Linked DNA regions of Homo sapiens: region 1 is linked to region 2. Evidence: read pairs that join two places in POLR2A ChIA-PET (ENCODE). Cell type or tissue: HepG2. All regions are shown on one strand. Links, peaks and the distances in the headings refer to the core of each region. The heading gives the core; the rest is flanking DNA. Region 1 overlaps CKAP4 (cytoskeleton associated protein 4). Region 2 overlaps RIC8B (RIC8 guanine nucleotide exchange factor B).

Region 1 (15,759 bases), core at 9,623-13,622, 620 kb before region 2:
GCAGGCCGAGGTGCAAGGATTACTTGATCTGAGGAGTTTGATACCAGCCTAGGCAACATAGTGAGACCCCTGTCTCTATGAAAAGATCAAAACACGAGCCAGGTGTAGCGGTGTGCACCTGTGGTTCCAGCTACAAGAGAGGATTAAGCGGGAGGATCGCTTGAGCCCGGAGGGTCAAGGCTGCAAGTGAGCTATGATCATGCCACTGCACTCCAGCCTGGGCAATGGAGTAAGACCCTGTCAAAAAAAAAATTCTAAACTCACATTTTGCAGGCCAACAATAGAAGGGCTCATTTCACAAGCCTGGCATTTCAAATTCCCTGCATTTAGTCAATTTCTAAGTACTATTTATTGAGCACTTCACTGTCATGGCCACTGTTCTAAGCACCTCAGATGGAGTAAGCCTCACAACAACCCTATGAAGTAGGCACTATCATTAGCATCATTTGCATTTATAGGTGGGGAGACTGAGGCACGGAGCACTTAAGTAACTGTCCCGATGTCAGACAGATAGAATATGCCATGGCTGGGAACTCAAATAGTAAGGCTCAAAAACTCAACTTATCCAATTTCTTATCTTTTTTTTTTTTTTTTTTTTTGAGACAGGGTCTCACTTGGGCTAGAGGGCAGTGCTGCCGTCATGGGTCACTGCAGCCTTGACTTCCCAGGCTCAAGCAATCCTCCCACCTCAGCCTCCTGAATAGCTGGGTCTACAGACATGCATCACCACACCCGGCTAATTTTTATATTTTTTGTAGACATGGGGTTTTCCGCCATGTTGCCCAGGCTGGTCTCGAACTCCTGGGCTCAAGCAATCTGCCTGCCTTGTCCTCCCAAAGTGCTGGGATTACAGGCACAAGCCACTGCACCTGGCCAGAACCCAGTGTCTTAACCACCAGTACTATACACACAGTACAAGTACATAGTTGTATCCTGGGACATTATGGGAAGCTGATTTTATTACTATGGGAAAGGGAGTATGGTTTAACAGACAAAAAGCAGGCCTTATTAGAGACAAACAGAGTCCGAGTCCTGCTGCTACCACAGACTGCGTGCTCCCAGAGCAAATTAATGACCATTTCTTAGTGTCTGATCAGTAAATCAGAGACAACCACTTTTACTCCCTGGGATAATCGTCAGGGTAAGCGAGATGATAAATGTGTTCCACCTAAAGCATGACATCAAACACAAAACACAATTATGGGTGACTATTACTTAAGTGAAGGACTAAGCATCCAACATTTGACTTGCCTTATTTAAAGGGCGCCACTTGCACTTTTTTTTTTTTTTGTCCTTTTTGAAACAGAGTCTCACTCTGTTGCCCAGGCCGGAGTGCAGTGCTGTGATCTCAGCTCACAGCAACCTCCGCCTCCCAGGTTCAAGCGATTCTCCTGCCTCAGCCTCCCGAGTAGCTGGGATGACAGGCACGTGCCACCACGCCCAGCTAATTTTTTGTGTTTTTAGTAGAGATGGGGTTTCACCGTGTTAGCCAGGATGGTCTCGATCTCCGGACCTCGTGATCCGCCCACCTTGACCTCCCAAAGTGCTAGGATTACAGGCGTGAGCCACTGCGCACTTCTTAACTAGCTTGACATAGGAACGATAAAGGTCTTTCGGTATCTAAACTTCTACTAACAAAAGATTCATATTAAACAAAACCCTTTATTACCTAAGTTTTCAAAAGGGGCTAATTAGTAGGATAGTATACACATTACAAAAGCATTCATGTCACAGAGAAATACACACATAGGTCTTTTAAATAGTGGATTTCTCTGGTATTTTTAATGGTACAATTGGATTTTATCCCCTTTCTGGAACAAGAGCGAAAAATGAAGAAATCATTCCTGTGATCCCTGACTCTGACACTAGATGGCAATAAATTCTCACTTCAATTATGTTCTCTGGGTTCCTACTGCCACAGTCAGCTGATTTGGGGCTATTCCCCAGCTGAAAGTTCAGGGGCTTGAGCCGCTCTGGATTTTTTACTGGTGCATCCCGGCATCTTCTGAAAGTGAATAGTCTTCACATGAGGTTATCCAAGATGTCAGCCCGGCCCGGCCAACATTCCCCATTTCACCCCAATAAATGAGAAAACATTAATTGTGACCCAGTGTGTGCCGGCCCCCATGGGAGCTACAAACAGACCCTTGGTTAAGACAGAAGCCACCCTGGCCCCTAGAGATCTGCTCACTGTCTAGTCCTTTTTCCCTTAGGCCTCCTCCTGCCCACCCGAGGCTCCAAAAGACTCTTGTGCAATGGTTAAAGTCAAGGAAAGTTGGATCTGGAAGAGAACATGAAGATTACTTTATCTCCCCTCACTTTTCAGATGGGAAAACAGATGGAGGCCCAGAGAAGGAAAGTGAATTATCCTAGGCAGCACAGCCCGGCAGGCCAGCATTCGGACCAGAGTCCTGATTCCAGGTGACTTCCCCCATCCCTGCTGTTCTTGTCACACCATGTGAGAACTCCGTCCTGGAGTGCAAACCAAGATCATACCCGTGAATGGAAGAAAACAAAAAGACCTAGCCTTCTGAGTTTCCATGAAGGACTCTGTGGGACAGGATGTGTCCTCACACCAGCAGCCACACCCAGTTGGTAATGCCTCTTTCAACACAACATCACCAGCTATTTGAACACAGGCCGGGATTTCCCCACAGCCCCATTACCCAACAGGTATTGCTCCTGAGTGTTCGCTGCCACACGCGGGGGCTTGCACAGCAAGGCCAGGCTGCCACACCCCTTCCTGCCAAGAGTGGGTTTTGCTGCCTGCAGCAACTCAACTGCCCTGATTCTTCGCTTACTTCTGAGCATTTTGCATCTGTGCTTAGGCCTGGAGCCAAAACAAATTGTGGGGGATAAGAGAAGAAATTAGGCCCTGTCTTCTTAGCCAGTTAGTGTATGAGCTTGGGTGAACAACTTCTCTGAGACTCAGCCTCCCCATCTGTAAAACAACAGAATTAGATTAGAGCCTTCTCTCAGCCTTAGCTTTCTAAGGCCTGTCACATGGCTACTTAGCTATCATTACTATGAAAAGTAATCATGCGTAAATGCAGCACTTCACGTAATATATGTAGGCGTCATTTGTTTTCTGACCTGTACTAGTTTAACTATTAAAAGTATAAGCTTTTCTCTATGTGTTTCTTCCCCTTTAAAAAAAAAAAGTTTAATTACAAAATATTTCTGACCTATGAAAAGATATCAGGAATATGGGGAGGCCAGGCATGGTGGCTGACACCTGTAATCCCAGCACTTTGGGAGGCCAAGGCAGGTGATCACTTAAGTCCAGGAATTCAAGAACAGAGTGAGCAACAAGGCAAGAACTTGTCTCTACAAAAACACAAAAATTAGCCGGGTGTGGTGGTGCACGCCTGTTAGTCCCGGCTACTACTTGGGAGGCTGCGGTGGGAGAATCACTTGAGCTGGGGAGGTAGAGGCTACAGTGAGCCAAGATCGGCCACCGCACTGCAGCCTGGACGTATATATATCACATATATATATACCATCTCCCCATATTTTTTTATTTTTCTGAACAGAGCAAGACACTGTTCAAAAAAATTGTAAAAATGGGGAGATGGATATATATGTGATACACAAACATAGCAAAGTGTTCATTATAGTATCTAAGTAGTAGATATATGAGTGTCCGCTGGACAATTCTTTCAACTTTGCTGTTTGAATTTTCATAATAAAATATTGAAAGGAGAAAAAATGTATTATGAGTGATATCATGAATACTTAGGTAGCCTCCACTCAGCCTAAGAAATCAAATGATCTGAATTTGGATATTCGGTCTCCTAGTCATTTCTTGGTACTTTCACTACAATGTATAGTATTATTTTACACGGTAAAATGTCTTAGTTTTAAGAATTAAGGAATTTCTGAAGTGTCACACTGTGTATTTTGTCTGCAGCTTATTTTTTCACTCAGCATTTTAGTTGTGAGATTCATCCCCACGATATATGAGATTAGGATTTCTTCCTTTTTGTTGTCGTTTTGAGGTCTATTGTATGAACAAGTGATAGTGGATTTACTGATCTTGTAGCTACTTTCTCGGTGTTTCCACTTTTCTTTCTTCGTAAGCGGCGCTGCTGTGCCCATTCTCTCCACGGCTGCATGTCGCCTTGTGCGCAGGAAAGGGGACACAGTGGTGTTCAGGGGCTCTGTGGAGACACACATGGCCTCTAGCACAAGTGACCTGGGTGTTCAAACTATGTCCTCAGGAACCTGTGTTTTGCCGACTCTTGGTTCTGTTTTCTTCTATGCTGGCCTCATTCTCAGTGGACTCTGCACATGTGGTGGCCTTTAGCAGCCCTGGGCATTTATCCAGCTTGGCAGTCCCGGTGGGCAGAAAGCATCCCTTTCCAGAAAGTTCCAGCAGTAGTCAATGGACTGGATGGCGACCTGTATTCCTCCTGCACAAGTCAAACCAGATTTCTGATTGGCCAAACCTGGGTCATGCACTCAGCCCAGTCAGTCTCATCAAAGCCAAATGGACTGAGAGTGGGGAAGGGGTGATTCCCTAACAGAAAACAGAGAAGTGGTCACCAAATGAAGGAGGACTGGATGCTGGGCAGGCAACAACACATGTCCAGGACCCAGCAGTCCTCATGTGGTCCCTTGACCGCTGCACAGGTCACCCTGCATGTGATTATGGTGCCATTTACATGTCTGTGTCCCCTGTTTGGCTGGGAGCCTCTCAAAGAGGAAGACTTCATCTTTCATCTCATCTCCGCTGAGCAAATGCAGCTCAGCACCCAGTTTATAATAAATGACAGTAGGTGGAATCAATCCCTTGACCAAACACATCCTGAAGACGGGGAAGGGCAATTCAACCCTCTGCCTCTGAGGTTTTAGGTCCTCCCTCTGTGAACCCAGTCAGAGGGGTATGACGAAGAAAACGTCCACTACACCTCACCCTCTCTTTTTCTCTCTGAGTTACTGACCATCAGGACAAATGCAGTGTCCAGTTCAGAAGTCAGTATGTTCTCAAACAGCTGCCCTTTATTGAACACCTACTATGTCTCACACTTTTTTTTAATATATGGCTGGGCAAGATTCATCCAGATAGGAATGTTTCCAGCCTTCTGTGAATATGCTGAAAACAACTGTACACTTTAATAGGGTGAACTTTATGGTATGTGAATTTTATCTCAGTAAAGCTGTCATTTTTTAAAAGAAATACCAAGTCTTATATGGTATGATTTCATCTCTACAAAATTCAAAAATGGGCAAAATATTCTATGGTGATAGCAGAATAGTGGTTAGGTTAGAGGGTATTGACTGAGGAGCACGGGGAGCCCCTGGTGTGCTGGAAAAGTTGCATATCTTGATCTGGTAGTGAGTACATGGAGATATCGTGTGCAGAAATTCATTCAGCCATATATTTCAGATGTGTGTGCCTTAAAGCACCAAAGTTGCACCTCAACAAAAAGTAATCCCAAACAGTGATGTCTTTTTAAGTGAAGAAAAGAAACCAGTTCTAGAGCAGTACAAAATTTTAATGGTTTACCATTAAAATGTAATGGTTTGCCATTACTTTTAATGGCAAAAAACACGATTACTTTTGAACCAACCTAATAACTCAAGCTATTGGGTTCTAAACCTGGCTACCCCACTTGCTAGCTATGACTAGGAAGTACTTTGTCCAAGTTACTGAATCGCTCTGTACCTCAGTTTCCCCATCAGTAAAATGGAGAGGCCAATAGTACCTACCCTTAGGACTATTATAATGATTGAATGAGATAATCCTCGTAAAACCTTTAGAGCAGTGTCTGGCACATAGTAAATGCTCAATAAATTTTAGTTATTTCTGTTATTATTGATGTGGGCCAAGCACAATGATCTCTGTGGATGCAGAGATGAAAGACAGAGCCTTATTCTCATGTGGAACACACCAGAAGCAAGCGGTCATGATACAGACAGAGGAGCACTTTGAAGACAAGAAGCCTGGAGTGTGGGCTCTCGTGGGAGGAGCTCCCAAATTCAGCCTGTGGTTTGGGTTGAAGGATCCAGGGAACGTGCAAAGGCACCAAGAGTGACAGAACCAGGGGCCACATGAGGGGTAGTTATGCTAATCAGGGCGGCTACAAACAGAGTTCACAGAAGAGGAGGCTGGAGGGCAGGAAGACAGAGCAATCGGAAAGCTCCTTCTTGGCCACGACCCAGAGCCAGGCTGCTCCTGAGGCCAAGGGGAGAGCCTAGGGATTTCGCAGGGAGGGGACACAGGCAGATTTACTTTTGAGAAAGAGAACGATGGTCACCCATGGAGGATTGATTCCCTGAATGGGAGCCAGGCTAGAGACAGGGAGGCCAGTTAGGAGGCTGTACCTGTCCCTCAAGCATATACTGCAGTGTGTATAATACATTGTCCTGTATGTCTCCTCCCAGCTGCATCATGAGCACCATGAAGGCAGGAACCATATCTATAAAGTAATCTCCTTAGTCTGGCAAAGAGTGTGCGCTCTCTGAATATTGTTGAATGGATACTGAGTGCATGGACCACGTTTCTGATCTCAGTTGACCAGCAGAGAGCATCGTGGGGAGCGGCTGCTGCTGGAACCCAAAAGGCTGGGAGGAGGGGACAGAGGTGGATGTGTCAAGGCCTCAACCCTAGGAGAAGTGGAGGGAGGGGAAAGGGGAGAAACAGGGAGACAACGGGTGACTCCTGAGCTTCTAGCTTAAGCAGTGAAGGGGCCAGCTGTGCCATTTACTTCGAGGGGAAATGACTTCAGTTTGGATCCGAGGGAGATTTCCGAGGGTGTTAGGGGGCAGCAAGGTGTCCAGATATTATTGGAAAAACAGATTAGTAGCTCAGAGGTATGGTCTCAGCTAGGCATAGGGATTTAGGAATTATTATTATCTAGGTGGCAAATTACATGAATGCATATACAAGAAAAAGTCTAGAAAATGACTGTGTCGTTCTGGCACCTATGTTGAAATAAAAAATGATTTAATGAATTCATTCATGCCCAGCCTTGTTATGAAAAAAATTGAGATGGCACTCATAAATATACTTTTTATATTTCTTTTTGGGCTATAGCTTCCGGCTCCTTCATCTTTTTCCTCTAGGTAGAAATAAATACACCTGCCACCATAGAATTTTAGTCTTACTCTCTAATTCTGCCCTAGTGGTTCTCAAAAGTGTAATCCCCTCACCAGCAGCATCAGAATTATCTGGAGCTTGTTAAAGATGCAAATTCTTGGGTCCCTCCCCAGACATCCTGACTTGGAAATTCTGGGACCTGCAATCAGTGTTTTTGTGTGGGTGTGTGTGTGCGGTTTTTTGTTTTTTTTGTTTTTTGTTTTTTGTTTTTTTTTGGAGACGGAATCTTACTCTGTCGCCCAGGCTGGAGGGCAAGTGGTGTGATCTTGGCTCACTGCAACCTCTGCCTCCCAGGTTCAAGCAATTCTCCTGCCTCAGCCTCCCAAGCAGCTGGGAACACAGGCGCGTGTCACCACGCCCAGCTAATTTTTTGTATTTTTTTTGTAGAGACGGGGTTTCACCATGTTAGCCAGGATGGTCCCGATCTCCTGACCTCGTGATCCACCCGCCTCGGCCTCCCAAAGTGCTGGGATTACAGGCATGAGCCACCACACCCGGCCCAGTGTTTTCACAAGGTTTCAAGGTGACTCTGATGCATGTTACAATGTGAGAGCCACTAGTCTGGCCCAATGCCATCATTTTGCAGATGAGGAACATGAGATACAGAGAAATTAAAAGATGTACTTGCCTGACATTGAGAGGTGAGAGCGTGCTGGCAGCCCTCGCAGCCCTCGCTCGCTCTTGGCACCTCCTCGTCCTCAGCGCCCACTCTGGCGGCGCTTGAGGAGCCCTTCAGCCCACTGCTGCACTGTGGGAGCCCCTTCCTGGGATGGCCGAGGCCGGAGCTGGCTCAAACAGCCTGCCGGGAGGTGCGGAGGGAGAGGCACGGGCGGGAACCAGGGCTGCATGCGCCAGCTAGAGTTCCGGGTGGGCATGGGCTTGGCGGACCCCGCACTCGGAGCAGCCGGCGGCCTGGGCAGTGAGGGGCTTAGCACCCACGCCAGCAGCTGCAGAGGGTGCGCCGGGTCCCCCAGCAGTGCTGGCCCACCCACGCTGCACTCGATTACTCACTGGGCCTTAGCTGCCTCCTGACCGGGCAGGGCTCGGGACCTGCAGCCCGCCATGTCTGAGCCTCCGCCCCCATCTCCCCCACCTCCGTGGGCTCCTGCAGCCCGAGCCTCCCCGACGAGCACCGCCCCCTGCTCCATGTGCTCCATGGCACCCAGTCCCATCGACCACCCAAGGGCTGAGGAGTGCGGGCACACCCAGCGGGACTGGCAGGGAGCTCCACCTGCAGCCCCTGGTGCGGGATCCACTGGGTGAAGCCAGTTGGGCTCCTGAGTCTAGTGGGGACTTGGAGAACCTTTATGTCTAGCTAAGGGATTGTAAATGCACCAATCAGCATCCTGTGTCTAGCTCAAGGTTTGTAAATGCACCAATCAGTGCTCTGTGTCTAGCTAATCTAGTGGGGTCTTGGAGAACTTTTGTGTCTAGCTCAAGGTTTGTAAATGCACCAATCAGCACCCTGTCAAAAGGGACCAATCAGCTCTCTGTAAAACAGACCAATCGGCTCTCTGTAAAATGGACCAATCAGCAGGATGTGGGTGGGGCCAGATAAGGGAATAAATGCAGGCTTCCCGCGATAGCAGTGACAACCCACTCGGTCGTGTTCCACACTGTGGAACGTTTGTTTTTTGACTCTTTGCAATAAATCTTGCTGCTGCTCAGTCTTAGGGTCCACACTGCCTTTATGAGCTGTAACACTGACTGCAAAGGTCTACAGCTTTGTTCCTGAAGCCAGCGCGACCACGAGCCCACCAGAAGGAAGAAACTCCGAACACATCCGAACATGGGAAGGCACAAACTCCAGACACGCGGCCTTTAGGAACTGTAACACTCACCGCGAGGGTTGGCGGCTTCATCCTTGAAGTCAGAGAGACCAAGAACCCACCAATTCCGGACACAGCATCACACATTGGCCATAACAGGACATAATCCAGACATCTGAAGAAAGACTAAGATCAAGCTACACAGCCTAAACAGAGGCAGCTATCTCCGTTGCAGTGGTGATATCAGGAAGAAATGTCTTCAAGGGGTTGCCCCTGCAAAGCCATCTCAAATCACTCAATTTCTTAAGTGTCTGCTGAAAGCAGGGCACTGTGTCAGTCTCAGAAGTAAGGCATGGGCATTGCTGGAAACCATGAAAGAAAGTACATTTTCTTTATCAAATAATGTTTCACCCATTGGAGGCCTTCTGTATGAGTTATGGTCCCGTAAGGAAACAGAAATTAAGTAATTTAATTAGGGGAATTTCAGCATACAGAATTGTGATCTAGTGAGGCATGGTTAACTATTCAAGCCATGGGGCTGTGGCTGCTGACTGGCCTCCTGGGCCTTTCCTTTCCATTACTCCCCATTCATTTTTCTCCTTCCTCTCTGATCATTTTTTCATGGGTTCCTTTCTTTCACATCTCCTTTAAATTATCTAAGCAATCCTATCCACTTCCTTAATTTCATAGTAAGTATGGATGAGTAATTCTGAAAGCAGGCCTCTCAACCGAGCTCCAGACCTGGCCAGCCCATGGGCTCTGTTTGTACAGGCAACGTGAGCGCAAGTCACCTTCTTATATCCTCTCCCAATCTGGGAGGGCTGTTGTCTTAGAGGCCTCTCCCTTCCTCACCCCACATGCATTCAGCAGCATCTAACCTGGCACATCTCTGACATCCATCTACAACCCTCATCCTCAGGGCACATCGGACCCAGCCTGGACCACGACTTCCCAATGTCCACCTGCCCTCCCCTTGCTCTCCTCCAATCCTGCCAATGCGGGGGCACTCTAGAACCCAGTTCTGACCATGGTTACTTCCCCTGCCCCACTTAAACCCTTTTGTTTATTCCTCATAGTTCAGATCCAAACTCTCAGGGATGACATGCAAGGCCTCCAGGTCCTGGCCCCATTAGCCCTCCTACCCCATCTCCACCCGACTCCCCACCTGTGCTTTCTCTATTCCAACTGCAAGAACTGTGCTCAGCCTCTCAACTCTCCTGACTACTTCAAACCCAGTACCTTTTGCCTGGTACCTGACAACCCTACCTATCTTTTAGAACTGGGTTCAAGTTTTACCACCTCATTATATAGTCACTTCTTTGAAACAAATCTTACCCACACACAAATTATTGAGCTCACAAGGAAGGATAACTTCAAAATATTTAATCTGATGGGCACCCACCCATCAGAACAAATGCAGGCCCTGGGGCTGGAGCAGAGTCTTGTGGTCTCTGCTATACTAGAATATTAACCTATTAGTTGCTGGATTGTAAAGAGGTATAGTGGTCCAGAGAGAGGACATGCAGGGGGTTCAGGGCAGAAGCTATTCACCAACTAGGACAACAGTATTTCAACATTTTAACCTCTGGTATGATCCATGCACGCATGATCACTGAAGCACTTATGATGTGCCAGATTCTGTGCTAACCCCTCAACACGCTCATTCAGTCCTGACAACCACCCTGTACCATCACATCATCTTCATCACCACCATCATCATCTCCATCTCCACCATCATCTCTATTATCAACACCATCACCATTCTAAGTGACTTGCCCAAGGCCACATGGTCAGTGGTGTAGTAGTCTCCTCACCAGGGTGCTGTCAGTCCTGCCTGAGAAGTTTCACTGCAGCCTCTTATCCTGGTGCTGGATCTGCAATTTAACCAACATGTTCAGTAATTTGTGTATATTGTTTGTTCAAAGGGCAAAACAACCTGTTTCCCGAAGCTTCCCATTACTCATGAAAGCATTCCAAGGGACTTCCCCCAGCCCTTCAAAAACCTGTTCTAACCACCTCTAGACCAACCATGGCACAATGGTCACTCCTTCCTCTTGGCCCAATACACCCAAGTATGGCACCTGTATTTCTAATACCTACCACTTTACATGACTGTCATTCCCACTGGGCTAGTCCTGTACATTTTAATTCACTGATACTTAGCAAAATGGCTGGCTATCAGCCCAATAAATGTTTATTGAATGAATGAACACTATATTGAATGAAGAAACAAGACTGAGCTGCATTATTTGGTGTAAGAACTCTAACTGCCCCACCATCAGAAATATGTGAATTCCTAATATATTCCTTTTATTTTCACCACTTGAATTTATATTTATCAGACACTTGTCAATATTTTCTTTTATAATATTAATGAGAATCTATTAAACCACTCCATAGTCAGAGATGAGCAACTGCAGAAATGACAGGAGAAACAGCAAGAACATACTCAATGCAACCAATTGGCCTGAAAAGGAAATGAATTTAATTTTTTCCATGCCTGCGACTTTATGCTGTTCCGCACCCTCCCCAAGTGGGTGAAAGTAGCCATTTAAAGCATACATGTCAATACTTAAGACTTTAAAATAAAAAGTAAAATGGTTTTGAAATAAAAATAGAAATTATTTACAGAGCCTGTCCTGATTTGCTAACTGCTTTGGAAAAAACTTCCAGCTCTGAGTTGTGAAGCTTTGAGGGACCCAGAGTGACTGACAGCAATTCAGAGATGAGGGGCCTTTCAGCCAGAAAGGGGGACATCAAGCCACAGGACCTCAGGTCCTAGCCACCCTCTACTCCCTAGGTGGGAAAGAAGAAATCTCTTGCAGCCTTGGGCTCTGGAACAGGACAGATATTCCACAGGCCAAATGGACCTGCACTGGTGTCAGTGGACGGTAGAGGATGCTGTCCCAGTTAGAGCAAGGATGAGGTCCAAAGCTTAGCCCTGCCACTTCGTAATGAATGACCTTGTATGAAGCTTCTCAGCCTGCTGTTCCTCTGTGAAATGGGAAATGATACTGCCTACCTCGGGGGACTGTAAGAAGGAATAACAGGTTATTATGCATGCTGAGCACAAGACCTGGCACACAGGTACTCAATAAACAGCATGTGGTTTTTATTGGGTGGAGGGTGGAAGGCAATCCAGAGAAGGAAACAAGCCCAGGTGTGCACTAGGGCTGAAGGTCACTCAGATGGTCTGAGACACTGGTTCTCAACCCTGACTGGACATTAAAATCAGAGAGGGAGCCTTTAAAATACCAGTGCTGGCCAGGCATGGCGGCTCACACCTGTAATCCCAGCACTTTGGGAGGTCGAGGCGGGCAGATCACGAGGTCAGGAGATTGAGACCATCCTGGCTAATACGGTGAAACCCTGTCTCTACTAAAAATACAAAAAATTAGCCGGGCGTGGTGGCAAGCGCCTGTAGTCCCAGCTACCCAGGAGGCTGAGGCAAGAGAATGGCCAGAACCCGGGAGGCGGAGCTTGCAGTGAGCCAAGATCCTGCTACTGCACTCCAGCCTGGGTGACAGAGCGAGACTCTGTCTCAAAAAAAAAAAAAAAAAAAACAGTGCCAGCCTCTTTATGCCTATTCAATCAGCATCTGTGCGGGCAGGGCCCAGGCATTTTTTAAAAGCTCCTAGGAAGATTCTAATAGGTAGTGAGGGTTGAGATCCTGTGCTTGAAGCTAACAGAGCTGGAGACAAGTAATCATTGAACACACTTGCTAACAGTCCATCAAAGGAGGTCCCCGGCCCAAGAGTGAGGCCATCTCGGTTTCAGAATTAAAAGAAAAAACAGCCTTAAAATAGTAAACTTACCTATTTGCTAATCGTTTATACCATGTGCTAATAAAACACATCATAATTACGAAATTCTCAGAATGTAACCACTCTGGAAAAGTCATAACAAAGCTCAAGTGTTTATTAAGAATTAAAAATACTGTAAATAAGCCATACAGTTCATTTCACAGTAAACTAAACAAAACTTTTTTTTTTTTTTTTTACTTTTCGGGTTTTTTTTTTTTTTTTTTTTTCAATTTTTTTTGGAAGGGCAAGACAGCCATTAAAGAACAATACAGCTCAGAGGGAAGGGAGATACAGCAAACAATTACACAAACGCAGTATGCACGCTCCTTGCCGACAGGGCTGCCCAGACGGCAAACCTCTTCATGGACATCATGTTAAAATAAAAGGACTTGGCCTGCATTCCCCAGGGAGACCCCCTATTCCACTGTAGACAGCTCTCCTCACGAATTTTTTGAAAGAACCCAAGGACTCCCCTTTCTGGTAGTCGAAACCTGTGCATTCCTTGGTGACCTCCGGAGAGAGAACATGGGCCGGCAGTGGGGACAGAGGGCACCGGGACTCTGCTGGGTGTAGTGCTTCACATTCAGAACCGCCTGGATGCTTTGCATAGTTACCTCTGATATCACAAGATGCGTCAGGAAGAGAAACGACACGCACACCATGAGGGAGGCAGCCCTCAAGCAGCGGATTCCTTTCAAAGAAAGACCCAGGGGCTTCTCCCCTCCTCATTCAGAGCTGACAGCTATGAGCTTTAACCGGTTCAAAGTGGAAGACAAGTGAGAGATATCTCATAAAAATTTCGGCCAGAACAAAAAAAAAAGTAAAATTAATTTTCCTTAAAGACAACTAGAAAGAAAAGGGTCCCCCCAACCCACCTTTTTTTTTTTTTTACTTGAAATCTGCCAGCCAGACAGGATTTCTGAGGTTAATCTGCTTCTGTTAATCCTCAATTTAAGCCTTTATCATTTTTCTCTGACTAGAGACATCCATGAAAAGCCACCTGTTATTCACAGGGGCTGCGCTTCAGGAAACCAACCAAATGCAGAAGCAGAGAACTTAAATATTGTAAATAAGTTAACTGGGCATGAAAATACAATGCCTTGGTGTTCAGGTGGTGACAACTGCTCTTTAAGAGGGGACAAGAAATTGGGGGGTAGGGGACACATGGGAAAAAACCACACATTTTTTGGTCATGAGAAATTGGACTTTAAATCCGCGCCCTGCACACGCAATTCATTTAGACCTTTTCGTGAATCTTCTCCACTTTCACAAACAACCTATCCAGATCATTCCTCAGGTCATCTAGTAAACCCTTGGCTGATTCCAGATTGTTCTCGTTGGTTTCTATTTTGACCGAGTATGCAACCAAACTGTCCACAGCAGTCCTGAGCATTTTCAAGTCCGCCTCCACTTGGCTGACTGAGGCTTTCAGGTTGTCTAGAGAAGAAAGTCTGTCCAGGAAGTCCTGAGGAGGCAGACGGGCGGCCTGGGCTTGGTCCTGACTGAGCAGCGTGTGCACCTGCTCCTGCACCTTCTGGAGTGATTCCACGGTGCTGGGGAGCTCGCCCACACTCCTCTTCAGCTCCTCCACGTCACCGTAGAGCACCAGCTGGGTCTCGCCCAGGCTCCTCACCGTGCTGGCCAGGCCATCCTGGTCTGCCTCTGAGGACCCGAGGCCTTCCAGGCGCCCCTGCAGGGCGGCCAGGCGCTGCTCGTGCTCCTGGCTCTTGGACAGGAGGGACTCCAGGCTCTCGGTCTGGCGCGCAGAAGCCACCTGCATGGAGAGCACCCCATCCTCCACGTGCTGGAGCCTGGAGTCCAGTCCCTGACTCTTTTGCTGGAGTGCCTCAAAGGCTTCCGAGTGTCTGAAGCCTCCGTCCTCCTTCGGCCCGTGGGAATCGGACTTCAGCTGGCGGAGCTCTTCCTCCAGTCTCCGGATCTCCTCCGGGAGGCGGGAGACGGACTCCTCAGACCTGAGAAGCTTCTCCGTGAGGGCCTGCAGGGCGAGCCGCTCCGTGTCGGCCGCCTCCTTGAAAGCCTGCTGCTCCTGCTTGAGGCTCACCAGCTCGCGGACCTCGGTGTAGATGTCAGACTCCATAGTCTGAAGGGTACTTCTCAGGGCCTCCATGTCCCACTCTCTGGACTTGGCTGAGGTCTGTATCTCCTTCACAGCTTCCTTTAAGGCTTTCAAATCCTGCTTGTTCCCCTCAGATTCTTCCAGGGAGGCAACCTTTGCCTTCATGTCATTGATCTCCTTCTGGCTCCTCTTCTGGACTTCTGTGAAGATGGCGATGTTGTCGTTGATGGATTTGGTGAGCTCCGTCAGCCGCTCCTCCACCGTGTTCTCCAGGGACGTGAAGTCCCGCTCCCGGGCGTCCTTCACCACATGGATCCCATCCGAGAGGTCTTTGAGAATCTCATTCTGGAGTTTCTGCAGCACTTCGCTGATCCGGCTGACCTCACTCTCCCCTTGCTTCACAGCTTTCTCTGTGAGGTCTTGTTTATGTTGGGAGCTTCTCAAGATGGACTCAAAAGTTCCAAATGTGGCTTGCAAAGACTGCACCTGTAATCAAAATCCAGACGTTAATTGCTGAGAAGAGCTGATGAGTTTCACATGATACAACTTTTTTTGTCTGCCCAGCCTCCAGGTCCTGTTTTTTTCCAGAATGTCACCACAATTTTCCTTTGGAGAAACATCCTTCCACATATAGTCCATATGGTTTTAAGGACCAATCCTAGGGTCCCCTCCTAGTGCTCCAGGGATGATTTATAACCCAGGCCTGACTAATCAGGCTGCACAGCACAATGATTAATAACCTGGAAATAAATGGATTAATAACCATTAAAGGTGGCACATGGTGCCACCTTTAATGCTTTGTTGCAAAAAAAAAAAAAAGAAAAAAAAAGGGAAAAGACAGAAAACAAGAACCTGACTCTATCAAGTCCCCATCATGCAGAAGAGACATGTCGTGAGGATGCAATCAGCCAAACCCACAATGTGGAAAATTCTACAGGACAAAGAACCAGGATCTTCAACAACTAAGTGGCATTTTAAAAGAAGGAAAAGCAGGAAACTTACAGACTG
Region 2 (15,759 bases), core at 6,307-10,306:
GCTTATAGAAGCAATGAGTATTTGGGGGATTTGAAAAAGAAACTGGACAAGATTTGTCAAAGAAAAAATTTGTTGGAGGTAGTATTCTAGGGGGAAATACATAGGCAGTTTGGGAGTGGTATATAACAATAACAACAAAATTTTGTTAAAAATTTGTTTTAAGGAACCAAAAATGTAGCTAACAAAATTTTTACATGATAACCTTTGTTCATAGATTCTGTACTCGAGGTACTATAGACATATACTACATGAAATCATTTGTTACATGTTTCATTCTTCTAGAAATGGGAGACGTACTAAGTATGGTTCAATAATGGTTCACAGTAGTAAGGATTTGTTGTGCAATTACTTTGTGCCTAGCATTTTGTTCTACCCAGCCAGAGACTGAAATATGGATTCCATAAACACTTTAGATAGGTTACTCAATTTTGTGAGATTTAGTTTCCATTTTTGTTTATAGCTGTGTCTCCCCTGCCTCTGATATCTCCTGATACATGGTGGATACTTGACATAGAAAGAGAGAGAGAGAAGAAAGTCATTTGAGTGGATCAAGTAAAATTATATATACATAAAGGATCTGGGATATAATAGGTGCACAGTAAGTTCTTATTTGACTTCGTGTCTGCCCTCATTTCTTAGCACAGTGCCTAGCTTATATAATAGAAGGCACTTAATAAAAGCTTCTTGAATTAATTCATTTTTCCTTCAACCAGCAAATATTCATTAAACACCTGTAATATGCTAGACACTGGGAAGAAAGCAGTAAACAAAACAAAGAAATCTCTGCCCCAGTGGAACTTGGTCTTGTGGAAGGAGGCAGACAAGTAAACAGATAATTATATACTACGTCCGGTGGTGACAAGTGCTATGAGAGAGGTTCTGGCAGAGTAAGGAGGTGGAGGTGTTGCAAAAAGAGAGGGCTAAAGGTTAGTGATATGGAGTGGTCAGGGAATGTCTCCTGTAAGTGACATTTTGGCAAACATCTGAAGAAAGTAAGGAGAGAGCCATGCAAGTTTCTAGAAAAAGAGTTTCTGGGCAGAAGGAGAAGCAAATTCAAAAGACCTGAGGCAGGAAAGTACTTGGCATGTTTAAGAAGGTCCATGGAGGTCTGTGTGTCTGTAACAGCATAGGCAGGGAGAATAGTAGAAATGAAGTCAGAGAAGTAGCAGGAAGCCAGATTATGTGGAATCCTGTACGGAAGTTGTAAGGACCTTGCCTTTTACTGTGAGATGAGAAGCCATGGGAACTGGAGAACTTTGAGGAGTGACATGATCTGACTTTCAAAGGATCATCCTAGCCACTATGTAGAAAATGAATTAGAGAGTGACCAGCATGGAAGCAGAGACCACTTACAAGGCTTTGGTATTAGTCCAGAGAAATATTGGTACCTTGGACTTGGTAATACTGGAGGAGGTGGGGAGAAGTGGTTGGATTGTGGGTATATTTCAGAGGTGGAGCTGACATAATATGCTGATGGATAGATATTAAAGAGAGGAGTCAAGGATATTTCCAAGGTTTTTGTACCAAGCAATTGGGAGAATGGACCTACCATTTAATGAGATGGAAAACTGATGAGGAACAGGTTTGGTGGGAACTTCAAGAGTCCTGCTTAGGACCCGCTAAATTTAAGAGGTCTATAAAAGCCTGGAGGTCAGAAACACGGAGTAGAATAGTGGTTACCAGGGGCTGTGGAGAAGATGGGGAGTTATTATTCAATAGATATAAAATTTCAATAATGTAAAATTATTAAGTTCAAGAGATCTGCTGTACAACATTGTACCTATAGAATGATGGTTACCAGAGGCTGGGAAGGATAATGGGGGAGTGGCGGGAGAATGAGGAGTGGGGATGGCTAATGGGTACAAAAATGTACTTCAATAGAATGAATAAGATGTAGTATTTGATAGCACAACAGGGTGATGTCAACAATAATTTGTTGTACAGTTTAAAAACAGCTAAAAGAGTGTAATTGGATTGTTTGTAACAGAAAGCATAAATGGTGGATACCCCATTTACCCTGATGTGATTATTATGTATGGTATACCTGTATCAAAATATCTCATATACCCCATAAATATATAACCTACTATGTACCCACAACAATTAAAAAAATTTTTTTCTTTTTAAATAGTTTATTTATTTATTTATTTATTTATTTATTTATTTATCTATTTTTTGTAGAGACAGGGTCTCGCTATGTTGCCCAGGCTGGTCTCGAGCTCCTGGTTTCAAGCGATCCTCCTGCCTTGGTCTTCCAAAGCGCTGGGATTACAGGTGTGAGCTACCATGCCCGGCCAAAAATTAAAAATTAAAAAAAAAAACTACAAAAAAAAATACTGTATGGTACACATACAAATTTAAGAAGGTTAGAAAAAAGAAACAAGGAATCAGTTATGGGTCCCACCAAGACTTAACTGAATCAGAATCTGCATTTTAACAAGATCCCCAGGTGTTTGGAATGCACATTCCAGTCTAAAATCACTAGCCTGAAAAGCCCTAGTTAACAGGATGACTTCAGGACACTTTAATATGCTCTGTAATCAGTCTGTAAGTGTAAGTAAGGTGGTGGCAGTGTATTTAATATTGTGTTAGATTGAATATCCTCTATATAGATCTATCATAGATATAATTATCTTAAAAAAATGAAAGTGAGTCCATTTTAATATATTTTCTGCCCTTATTTAAATCTATTAGTTTCTATAGCTCTTTGTAAAATCCTATAATTTCTGTGATTAAAGAAAGAAGTTTGGAGGTCAGGGAAGAAATCAACAATGGAGATATAATTTAGGGCAGGGGTCCCCAACCCCAGGGCCTGATCCATGGCCTTTAGGAACTGGGCTGCACAGCAGGAGGGGAGCAGCAGGCGAGCATTACTGCCTGAGCGCCGCCTACTGTCGTATCAGCTGGTGCATTAGATTCTCATAGGAGCACAAACACTATTGCGAACTGCACATGCAAGGGATCTAGGTTGTGTGCTCCTTATGAGAATCTAATGCCTGATGATCTGAGGTGGAACAGTTTCATCTTGAAACCACCCACCAAGCCCCAGTCTGTGGCAAAATTATCTTCCATGAAACTGGCCAAGTCCCTGGTGCCAAAAGGTTGGGGACTGCTGATTTAGGGAGTCATCAGGATGCAGAGACTATAAAAAGCCATAAAACTGGATTAGATCACAAATTGAGTAAAAATAATGAAGTTGCCTACAAACTCAACCCTTGAATATTCCAACATTAACAAAACAGGAATAGAAAAGACAATTGGCAAAAGAGGCTGAGACAAAGCAACCAATGAGATAGGAGGAGGACCAGGAGAAAGGTATGTGGGTGGATGAATGGGTGAGTGAGTGAGCAAACTAACAGACAAACTAAGAAAGTTTCATAAGCCCTCTGGGGATCAGTCTATTTGCCATTACTTTTAAAAGCAAAAACCACAATTACTTTTGCACCAACCTAATACAAAACAGGGATGAGAGTGATGTTACTATCTCCTTTGCGGGATTACTGTGAGGATTATAAATAATGTATATATATCATCTATTACAGCAACTAATGCATAGAAAGTACTAAAAAATTAATAGCCATTTTTATTATAAAATTAAATAGCTAGAAAACATAAGTACAGTTTTTTTAATTAAATAAAGGTTGAGTGTCCCTATGTAGAAGTCCAGAATGCTCCCAAATCTGCAACTTTTTGAGCACCAACATGATGCTCAAAGGAAATGGTCATTTTGGAGCATTTCTGATTTCAGATTCTAGGATTAAGGATGCTTAATCCAGATGTATGTATAACACGAGATATTTCAAAATCCCCCCAAAATAGAAGTCCGAAGCACTTCTGGTCCCAAGCATTTTGGATAAGGTATACTCAACCTATACTGAAAATGTTGGAGGACTCAAGAGAAGGTAAAAATCAGTATGACTCGGGGTATTAGGGAAGTCTTCATGGAAGAAAGAGAAACTTGACCTAAACTTCAAAATGGATTTTCATAGAGGCAAGTTGAGGCATTCCAGGTGTTGAGATAAACAAAAACTCGGAAATTCTCTTGAGGATAGTGTGATGATACAGTGAAGAGATGTTTCTGTTCAAATGAAACCTCATCAGAGGCATGAAATCACTTGAGGTCTGGTTTTTGTTGTTTAGTTTTACTTGGAAGCTAACCTTTTTTTTTTTTTTTTTTTTTGCTCCTACAATACAAACCCCAGTAGACATTACAAGACTGGCCAGTTGCATTGTACCATCCTCACTCACTCTAGTAGCCTCGATTGATGATGGTTTTTGCATTTGTGCCATCAGGTTTTACCACCGTTGAGGGATGTGACAAATCGACCTGAAGTTGGCTCAACTGTGAGAAATAAGCTGGTGCGCCTCATGACACATGTTGACCTTGGAGTCAAGCAAATTGCTGCTGAATTCCTTTTTGTCCTTTGCAAAGAGAGAGGTAGGTTAAACTCTCTTTGCCTCTGCCTTTTATCTTTCAGAGGGACTTTGAGAAATTTAATTGATAGTGTTAGTACTGGTCGTCTCATTCCATTCTTTCCAAAGCTTACTGTCTGTTCTATTAGAGAGGCTGAGGAGTTAATAAAAATTAATAGCCAAAAACATTTGTATACGCTTCTGAATTCATTGAGACATGCAAAGACAGATACATTACCAAACACACTCACATTTAAACTTTGCCTTCTGTATCCTTAACCCAGCCTTCATCTTAATGGGGCAGGACATAGAGCCATTATGAAAAATTGGTTCAGTAATTCAGCGGCTACTATTTTAATAAGAGGCACAGGTCTGGGTTAATTCCTCTTTTTAATTCCTCTTGGAATTAAAGCTATAGGAGTTTTGGTTTCTTTACTACGTTTTCCAATCAGTACTTACTGAATGTGAGCTATATAATATACTGAATAGAAATTTTTAAAATGCATAATACCCTTGAGACAAAGTTAAGATAGTGGTAGAGAGAAATTTTAAAATAACTGTACTACAGTGTAATAAATACTACTCTATAAGTGTATATAAAGTGATTGTCTACTGAGATAGATCCAACAATTAAAGATATTTTCTAAAATTATATGGATTACTCTGCAAAAGGCAAGTTTTCCAAACAAGTAACTTTGATTATTCAGTTATTCCTACTTATTTTTTCTTCTTCTACTTTGTAAGTCTGCTAGTATAAAATCCCATCTAAGCAGATCTATGTTCTACTTTTTTAAAGTACCCCAGTTTTATAAGATAGATAATTTGGAGATGGAAAAGTTCACTCCTCCTAAAATCTTAAGTCAATTGTTATTCTTAAACTTCATTTCTGATGTATTGATCCAACCACTTAAGTTCACATTAAGATGGTATGTTAGTAACCTAATTTGATCATTATTATAATGGTGATTATGAATTGAGAGGTATCATGTGCCTGACATTCTATGTATAATCTCATTTAATTCTCATAATGACTCTCTAAGGTAAATATTATATTTTGATTTCATAAATGAAGCAACCTGCCACCTGAGAGCCTTTCAATAACATGTCACACAGTTGCTGAGGGCATGAGCCCAAATTTGGGTCCTGTCTTTTCTTTCTGCCATATTTCCTCTCATAATAATTATATTAACTATTATCATAGACTGTTTAGCATCTGTTCTTTTAGACAATTTACTTCTTCTTTAATGACTTTGAAAAAAGATTGATTTAGCATCTTGGAATTAAGTGGTTAGCATAGTGCCTTGCACATAGTTATCTGTAAATATTGGCTGAATTGAATTGATTCGAGATCGGAAATGATCTGTTTTTTAAAGTGTAATTATACATGCTTATGCATAAATCCAAAATCACACATATGTGTATCTATTCATTTTAAAAAGTTTGTCAAAATATATACCAAAATATTATTTATTGTTACCTCTGAGTAATAAGAGAACTGGTGATTTTTTTAGTTGTCTGTATAATTTTTCTATAATGAACATGTATTTTTTTGTATACCTTTAAAAAGTTTTAAAATGGGGAAAATAAAGTTTATTTCTCCTGTAATTACACACCTAAGTGTATATCTAAATATATAAATCTAAATAAATAATTACATATCTAAATAATTTCTAAATGTAATCACATTACCGATGAGTATCATAGCAAATATGGTAAATTGCATTTATAAGTGAATTTTGTTAACTTTTTAAATTTAAAATGGTTGGTTTTGCTCCCTCTTGGACCCAGTATTTAGTTTCATAGTCCTGTCTTTGAGCCCAAAGCTAACCTCCATTAGCAGATAATATATTTTTAATTTGACCTCAACAATTCTGCTTTATAGTCTTTTTTTTTTTTTTTTTTTTTTTTTTTTTTTTTGAGACAGAGTCTCACTCCGTCGCCCAGGCTGGAGTGCAGTGGTGCAATCTCGGCTCACTGCAACCTCCGCCTCCCAGGTTGAAGCGATTCTCCTGCCTCAGCCGTCTGAGTAGCTGGGACTACAGGCACATGCCAACATGCCTGGCTAATTTTTGTATTTTTAGTAGAGATGGGGTTTCACCATATTGGCCAGGATGGTCTCGAACTCCTGTCCTTGTGATCTGCCCACCTCGGCCTCCCAAAGTGCTGGTATTACAGGCATGAGCCACCGCACCTGACCTATAATCATTTTTTTCCTTCCAATTTGATTATAAGTTTAGTAAATGTATTCTTCCGGAATAAACAGACATTTGTTCAACAAATGTTTTTGAACTAGACCCTGGAATTACAGAGATATATAAGATAAACAGTGTTTCTGCCCATGTATTACTTACTTTTTTATTTAAGGGTCACAGACTCAAATGCCTACAGCAGCCAGGCTGGTAATAAAAGTAAGTCAAGTGGACTAGATGTAAGATGAACAAATGAAAGCTGACACTTGGCTCACTGTTGGGGAGACAATTGGCTGGTGTAGGGAGACGAAGGGACTATGGGAGATTATAAAGAGTATGTTGCTACTATTTAGCAGCGACTGATGGTTACCATCAAGGAACATGTGGCCAGGGTTAGCAGATGTTCCATGTTTTCAAGAGAAGCTCTCTGTTTTTAAATGTTGTCAGCTAGTTCAAATTTAAAACCTTCTGGCCAGAAAAAAAGAAAATGTCTGCAGTTTACCTTCAACTTAACAGTAATCAGATTTTGGAATTTGGGTTTGGAGGTAGACTATTAAAATAAAATAAAATAAAATAAAATAAATTTCAAATAATTTTTCAGAATGTCTGAACTGTCTCTTAAGGATATGCCAAGTAAATTTGAAAGTGAAGGCACCTTGATCAAGGCTCAAAGGTCAGACCACTAAGTAGAGACAGACAGTAAGCAGCAGTTATAATGGGTTAGGAACACAGAGACTGCATTAAGAAAGAGGGGCCAGGCGCGGTGGCTCATGCCTGTAATCCCAGCACTTTGGGAGGCCGAGGCGGGCAGATCATGAGGTCAGGAGATCGAGACCATCCTGGCCAACATGGTGAAACCCCGTCTCTACTAAAAATATAAAAATTAGCTGGACGTGGTGGTGCATGCCTGTAATCCCAGCTGCTCAGGAGGCTGAGGGGAGAATCACTTGAACCCGGGAGGTGGAGGTTGCAGTGAGCTGAGATCACGCCACTGCACTCCAGCCTGGTGACAGAGCAAGACTCCGTCTCAAAAAAGAAAAAAGAAAGAGGTAAGAGAGAAAGGACAAAATTTTATGGAAGACTAGGCACAGAAAGAACCATCCAAAGGTCTTAAATACCCATCTGTGCCAGGCCCAACGGTATCTCCAGCACATAATGGCCCACAGGTTAACTTGTACTCATGCCATTAACTTGTTCAATTGAGCCTGAACATGACTATTTTTATCTCCCTGCAAATTGTGTACCTTCTACTAGGGGCCTAAAAATAGGCCTTACATTGTTTAATTAAAAGAAGATGATTTGTAAAATAATCTGCCTTGGTAGGGGTTCCCCCCCCACCTTTTATCGTATTCATTAAATCTCAGTATGTGGTAGGCATTATGATGTAGGGGCTGAATTGCAAAGAAAAATTAGGCTTGAACTCCCTTAGCACATAGCCCCACACCAATAAATTTACTGTAATACCCACTTCAGTCTCAGAGGAATAGGTTGTCTCTTTAGCTTGAGGTTCACTAGTCTCCCTTTCCTGTTGATCATTTCTCTTCCTGTGTTTGCAGAAGTGTTGCTCCATCACTCATTACCCTTTATTCTTTTGTTCTTTGAACTCGCCCTATGTGCTTTCCCCAATCTCTATGCATACTTATATCACTGTCCTTCACTGCTTAACATCTTGAAAAACTAGTCCTCAACTTGCTGCAAGTCAGGCTTTCCATAACCATTCACTACCCACCAAATACCACTGAAAATGCTCTCAATAAGGTCACAAATTACCTGATTTTCAAAAGCAATGGGTATTTTTTAGTCTTTGTCTTATTACGTCTCTCATAACAGTTAATGCTGTTGTCCACTTCCTTTGTTTGTGTACTACCACACACTCCTAGATGTCCTTTGACCTCTCTTCTTTCTTTGCAGTCTGATTTGCTAGCTCCTGTCCTTGTCCACATTTAATTGCTGGTGTTCCCTAAAGTAATCTTTTGGTCCCAATCCTCACTTCACATTGCTCCCTGAGTAATCTTATCCTCTCCCTTGGCTTCTGTTTGCGTAGATTCCCAAATCTATGTATCTTTAGCCCCAACCTTTCTTCTGAACCCGGTCATATTTATCTACTTGCTTACTGGACCTCTCTGCCTGAGTTTCTCACTGGTATCTCAAACTCATAGCTAAAGTTGAATTTATGATCTTCATTCCCATGCCCTTCGACCTTTTCATTATCCTTCTATCACTTTCTCTGCAAACAGTACCACTGTCTGTTTAGTTCCTAAAGCCAGAAACTTAGGAGTTACCCTAGATTCCTTCTTTACCTGTAGAAGTCATAATCACCACATCTGTAGATTTTACCTCCTGTTAAATATCTTTTATTTATTTCCCCCATTCTGTTCCCACACCACCATCTTAGTGCAGACCCTTAAAATTATTTTAACTATTAATAAGCTATTAAAATATCTCATCTCTCTGTTTCTAGTCAGATTTTCTTCAGTTTCTCTTCCACGTGGTTAACAGAGGGATTGGTGTAAAACACAAATATAATCTTGTCATTCCCCTCATATAAAACTTTCAGTGATTCTCTGTTGCCTGCATGGTAAAAACCAAATTTTACCTCCACAGAGTCTCTGTGTAGTGTATTTTAAATCTGTTCCCCTGTTACACTGCATGCTTAATCATACTAAATTCTTTATTCTTGCCTGATTATACTGCACCATTTCTTGGCATATCTCCATGGCTTGGCAGATGCTGTTCCTTTTGTGAGGAATGCTCTTCCTCATCTTTGTTACCATGGCGAGCTTTACTTATCCTTGAAGACCAGCTTAAGCATCATCTCTGTGAAGACCTTCCAGGCAGAGTTCGTCATTTTCTCCTTTGTGCCATTTTTCCTTCTCTGTTGTTAATACTTTTGACATTTGCTATGTTGTAACTCTTTATTTGTTGAACTTACATTCTAGACACTGAGTTTCCTTTAGGTCGGAGATCATGTCCTACTCATCTTTGGATCCCCAGTGCTTAACAGATAGCAGGTGCCCCATAAATGTTTAATAAAAGAGCAAATGCTTGTGCTCTCTATAAATTCAGGCTGGTGAATACAGGGTCCCATTTAAAGGAGTAATTTCAGTACACTATGATAAGTGCCCTAAGAAGAAATGTGCCGGTGCTATGGCAACCTGGAAGAGGGAATGCTTGGGCGGTGTGGAGGAGATCAGAGAAAGTCTTCACAGAAGAGGACAGAGAAATAGGAAGTAGCCTTGAATGTATAGAAAAGAGACTGGTTTAATGTGTGAGGAATCTTTAGGAGACAAGTTTGGAAAAGACAGCAGAGGCCAGAAAACGAGCCCTTTAGGCCCCTGTTTTGGAATTTGAGCTTAGTTTTTAGGGGAAGACGTTAGAGATTTTATCCAGGAAGGTTGTAAAATCCTATTTTTGCTTTACAAAGATATTTTGGGCAGTTGTGTGGAATAAGAAATGGAGGAGTGTGAGACTGTATGGACACCAAGACGAAGCCACTAGTTGAGTCTTCTAAAAGTTACAGCATTTGACTAGAAGGAAAAGGATTTTCACAGAGAAGGGGGAATGGTCTCTGGGTAGAATCTGGTTCTTGACATTCTTTGTTCTTGGTAAAAGAGCAAAAACGTATTGCTTTTATTTTAGAGTGTGGTAGAACCCACATTTGTGTAACTGTCTATGTTATTACCAGTGCAGTTCTGACTTTGCACAGTGCTGCTGTGGTTGGTTTCCTCTGTTCATAGTGCCCTCTAGCATCCTGATAAAATAGTGGTGAAATATTTCTCGCAACTTTTTGACTGAATGCTGAATTGTTTCATTTAGGCAGCATTTTCATATAACTGCATGGATAATTACTATGCAAGGAACAAATATATTTGTGTGTTTCCTTTTTATTTTAGAACCACCCAGAAAATCTTTTGTTTGCACTAGCAGCTCACCTTAACATCCAAGTGCAGTCAGTTTTCCGTTTACTACTTTCCCAGTATCAAATAGGATATTTTATGGTGTATTTGAAAACAGACTTAAAAGTAGCTAGAAACACTGCTTCAATGCTTCTCACTGTGAGGATTTCGTATTTCATTTGTCTCACCTTCTCTACCCCTAATTTTTGGGTATTTTATCCTGTTAACAGAAGTTCATGTGATTTTAAAACTCTTGGCTATACCCTTTATCTACTTTGAAAGCAAACTATGTCTTAAGTCACCTTTGTAACCCACACTGCCTGTCATAGAGTTAGCACATAAGGTTTGTTCCAGTGAAAGAGGAGTTGACACGATTTTCATAAAATTGCCGGGGGCTTTTACTGTTAACTGGCTTCCAGAGAGATTTTCTACATAAGAGAACAGTTATTTAGTATTCTGTTTACTTCTGTTTAACCTATTTTGGCTTTTCATAACCTTTGCATTTTTAAACTCTTTTAATTTTTCGCCATTTTGTGTCTTTTTAAATTATTGTTATTTTGTCTTTAAGTATATTCATTTAAACATTTATTCATATCTCAATTTAGAGTTTCCTAATTGTAATGAGTATTTCTTTTCTGGATCCACTAAACCTCCTTGTTTGTTAAAAATAAGCTTTATCAGTAATGCTTACAATGATAGCATCACCTACTATCTGTAAGTTACTTTGTGTGGGTTTAGATCTGTGATCCTTTGCCTTCAGTCGCTTTGTGTCTGACCATGTCATTAAGAAAATGTTTGACCTTCATGAATATTAAGAATACCTATATACACTGAACACTCATTTCTTCTGCTCGTACTTTTTAAGGATTCCTTCATTTATCTAAAGCACTACATCTTGGGGAGGCACTGATGCCAAGAGAGAGCATATCAGACTTATTCAGAGGGCTTACCCCACCCTCATTCAATAATTCTAATAGGATTCTATCCAGCACCCACTGAGAATTATTACAGAGAGACCACAGTTACCAATAGGTTTTAAGATTGAAAATGACTAGTTTCAACATCATTTAATATACTCATTAGCCCATGTTTCCTTTTGCACAAATTTCACCAGTTTGCTATATTATTTGAAAGTAGGGCTTCCTTTCATTTATCCCCATACCACTTATTTTCGGTGTCGTGAGAAGGACCCTCTAGTTCAGGTATTTGAAAATGTAACAGTAAACTCTATCCTAGAATATATTTATCCTGTCCGTATCCTCCATGATTTTATACTCTGATCATATATACCCACTTTTCTTACCTATTTTCCTTTCCACCATCCCTTTCAGTTCCCCAGTCATTTTAATTACCTTTTTCTGAATCTTCTCCAGCTCTATTTTGTCTTTTTTGAGGTAAGTGATCTGAATTACAGATGTAGATTTTACTATGGCTTTATACGTGGATAAGATTGTATGTTATGTTGTGTTTCCTACAGTTGCCTTTCAGATGACATTTTAACAACATTCTGTTAAAGACCTTAAGTAAATTTTCTCAATTCTTATCTTTTGATTAAATATTCTGTTTACCTTGAAATTGTACCTGAAGAAAATGAAATACTGCTAAACAAAGCTGCCAGTTATTGCTTAGTATCTTCCTTAAAGGTGTTTAGAAATCACTAAAAACATTACTGCAGTGCAAGTGTCCCTTGCAAAAGTTGTGTGTGTCTGCTCATCTTAAGAGAGACATCACCTGACCCTGTTGGCAGGATAATACTTTCAGAGAGCCTGAACCAAACTTTTCATTAGGCTTCCTTTTTTTTTTAAACTAAGATAATTCTAAAATGATCATTTTACCCACTCTTCTCAGAGAAAAAGAATGATTGTTTACTTCTTGGTAGATACTTTTCATACTTTGCATATATTAACTTGTGAGGTAGATAGTTACTATTCTGTTTCTACAGATTAGAAAACTAGGATAAAGCTGCAAAATATCTTACCCAAGGTCAACCAATTAGTAATTGGTAGAGCCAGTATTGAAATCCAGCCAGTCTAACTCCTGGGTCTACCTTCGTAATGGGCTTCATGTGCTTATATATGGTTGCCGACTTTTTATTTTAAAAAAGCAGTAAGTTATCACCTATGCTATTTGCTAATATTCTTCCTTAAGTTTTCTTTATTTCTTACTTCCTTTTCCTCCAATTCCAACAAAGAATGAGAGAGAGATTTTACATTATGTGCCATATTGCTAAAGTCCCAATCTGACTTTCACTCTCTCTAGTTTCTTATCATTTCTCCAAAACTGGATTTTTAAATAGTAAGATCTGAGATCAGAAACTTAAAGCGTGACCCTTACCAAAGGCCTGGCAGTCACAGAGGCCCCACTTTTGCCATAAAGTGTGTTCAGAACAGCTCTGCTTTAGTTTCTGGTACCTCAAAAAAGGCTCTTAGTCCCCAGAACCTATGGGAAAATTTGTAAGTAGTTCAGTATAACCACTACCACATTTTGAAATTCTCTCAGTTTAAAGGTTTACTGCCATAGTGTGTGTCTTCAATCTTCTTGTGTTGGTGAGTGGTTGATGATGATGGTGAAGACCCAAGGATTCCTATCTAAAACCCTATTCTGTTTTTGCAGTGGATAGTCTGCTGAAATACACTGGCTATGGGAATGCTGCAGGACTGTTGGCGGCCAGGGGCCTCTTGGCTGGAGGAAGAGGAGATAATTGGTACTCAGAGGATGAGGACACAGACACTGAAGAATACAAAAATGCAAAACCAAAGTATAGTATCAAATTTCTTTTCACCTAACTATGGCTGTGCCTTTGAGTTGGTTATTTCCTTTGTCTTTCATTTTCCAAGTGTTTCTTTTCTCTTGTGGATTTGGAAACTTTCCATTTAATGGTGTTTTTAGAGGCAGTTTCATAGCTAGTGCTTTAGAGAGTGACTTCAAGTGATGGAGGAAGGCTAATAATGCAAGAAATGATATTTTCAACGTACTTATTATCTTCTCCCAAGTACTAAGAGAGCTGGTGTGTTTAGGTTGTACTGAGAAAGTGTTATTGCTTACTATTTGCTTTCCTTTCCATAGGTTAAGATTTTATAAGGTATAACCAAGACCACATATTTAAGTTGATTATTTGATGCTTTAGTCTTTCTCAGAAATCTAAATGTAGGTTCTGATCCTCCCCCTTGCATAAAAGCCCTTATAAGTCAGTAAAATAGGCAACAAGACACATTAATATCAAAAGAGAAGAAGTCTGGCTTCACAGTGAATTTTAATCAAACAAACATATAAGACTCATCTTTTAACAGATACATTAGTGCAATGAGTAGGCAAACCAGAGACTCTGTGAAGTCTTCTCTGAGTCAGTGCTTAACAAATTAAAGACACTATAATTATTCTCTTTTATCCCAAGATAAACCACCTCTCCTTTCTCCTATTCCCTCTCTATCCTTTCCATCCCACTCGTAACCCTCAACCCATGTAAATTCTTAGTTTCCGCTTATTAGGAGTTATTTGAGCTATGTTTTTTCTGGGTTCCATTTGAAGATTTCCATCTGAAAATTGGAAAAGCATGCCCTTTCCTTGTGACATGGTGACATTGACATGCTGTGTTTTCTGCTTGGCATCTTCTGGAGTGTGATGTGGATCATGCAATAGGTGTTCGAGGATAGACTATCTTTATCTGCAAAATTAGATACTTTTAAAAAACATACATTGTGCCTTGTTGACATGCAAGTAATGGGTTGTCAGAAGGTGAAAGAAATGATCAGTTCCCAATTAGACAGGACATATATGGCCTGTTTCTTGGCAAATCAGGTCTGAGTAGGTAGTGTTACTTTTAGCATCCCCAATGCCATCAGCCTTAGTAGGATCTTATAGAGTGTGTCCTAGAAATAAAGACTTTTTGGGGGAAAGCTGGCAATGACTCTAAGCACTATTTTCTTAAGACTGCCACCATTTAGATATTATCAATTGGCTATCTCTGACAAGTATTTGAAGCTAAGATAGAGGAATCCTGCTTCTTTCTTTCCCGAATTATAGAAGTCATCATTCTAAATTAGTCTTACTAGCTTTTTTCATTCTATAAACTATATTTCCTTATCAGTTTAATATTGATATCTCTTGATTTGAGTCATTAAAATACACCACTTGAGAAATTTCATATTTCTAAATTAAAGTAGCAATTACATTAGGCATTTCTTACATCCCAGGGTGTGTGGACACATTCAACTATGATAGAAAACTCATGAGTACTCATACATGGTTGATATCTTTGTATCTCAATATGTATTGTTAGTTTTGTTTAGTAGATAACTTCTATAATGGTAATGGTCATATATGTAGCAAGCGCCAGAATGCTACTATAACAATAGGAAAATAGAATTATGTTACATTGTGGAAGTGATGTTAGATTTCAGGAAGTACCTTCTGTTGAAATCAACAGCCATGATTAGTATTGTTACTGTCTTGGCTCTCTGTCATGGAAAGTTTCTGTACTTAAGCCTTACATCCCTAATTATAATATTCAGCCTTTGGACTTTGCTTATAATATTCATAGGAATGGTATGTTTTTGTAGTCAGAATAGTCATCATTGTGAAATTTTGTTGTATTTCTTAAACACTGCTCATTATAAGTATAAATGTGTGTTTTTCAAGTAGCATCACATCTTCCCCCTTCGGATAGATTTGCATCTGTTTTTCTCTTAAATTTTCCTTTTTTAAAGTGAAAAAGTGTGGTGAGATATTTAATGTTACTTTAAAATATTTGTGCAAATGATCTCTATGGAAGTGGTGGTAAATAAAGTACTCTGCAAGCAGGAGTACCCTTTGTACTCTGTGGAGCGATCCATAGAGCTCAAAGAACTTGTTTCCTAAAAACAGTTGTAAAAAATTTTTTACCAATCAAGCTTATAAAGTCAGCATCTGAAAGGATTGCTTACTCCCCTACACCTGAATACCATTCACCAGTCAGAGTTCCCAAGATCTCAGTCTGCTTTTCTTGTGATGCATTTATTCACAACAGTTGCTACTATTGGCAGAAGCAGAGAACTTACTCTTCATCCAGTTGGCTCTAGTCCCATTGTCAAAACTTTAAGTGGATTCTGATTAATGCACCAAGGTAACCTGTAATCCTTTACTGGAATCTGAAACCAAGAATTGTATGGAGCTTACATTCAGGCTATGGGAGACAGTTAATATCACAACAAAGCTTTTTGTGTCAAAATAAATGTATTTAATGGACTGGAAATGGCTTTCTGCAATTAGCACACTTAGAGAAA

Evidence for each region. Peaks named below come from ENCODE experiments on the same cell type or tissue, not always from the same donor. Only the 100,000 strongest peaks of a DNase experiment are listed, where the experiment ranks them.
Region 1: POLR2A ChIA-PET joins it to region 2 with 6 read pairs; 3 of 35 experiments call an interaction of 5 or more read pairs at or near these places.

What each region holds. Positions count from the first base shown.
Region 1 is chr12:106,225,113-106,240,871 of GRCh38, forward strand. CKAP4 (cytoskeleton associated protein 4) reads right to left here. Exons shown (of 2, transcript NM_006825.4): 2 at 12,769-15,237. The coding sequence ends at 13,912. Among named protein-coding and RNA genes, the nearest start is that of CKAP4, 15 kb to the right of the region's middle. In HepG2, for the core only: no CTCF peak of the experiment used is centred there; no DNase peak of the experiment used is centred there.
Region 2 is chr12:106,847,157-106,862,915 of GRCh38, forward strand. It overlaps RIC8B (RIC8 guanine nucleotide exchange factor B), which reads left to right. Exons shown (of 10, transcript NM_001330145.2): 7 at 4,294-4,438; 8 at 13,112-13,256. Among named protein-coding and RNA genes, the nearest start is that of RIC8B, 80 kb to the left of the region's middle. In HepG2, for the core only: no CTCF peak of the experiment used is centred there; a DNase peak (open chromatin) is centred at 8,165; H3K4me3 peaks cover 244 bases.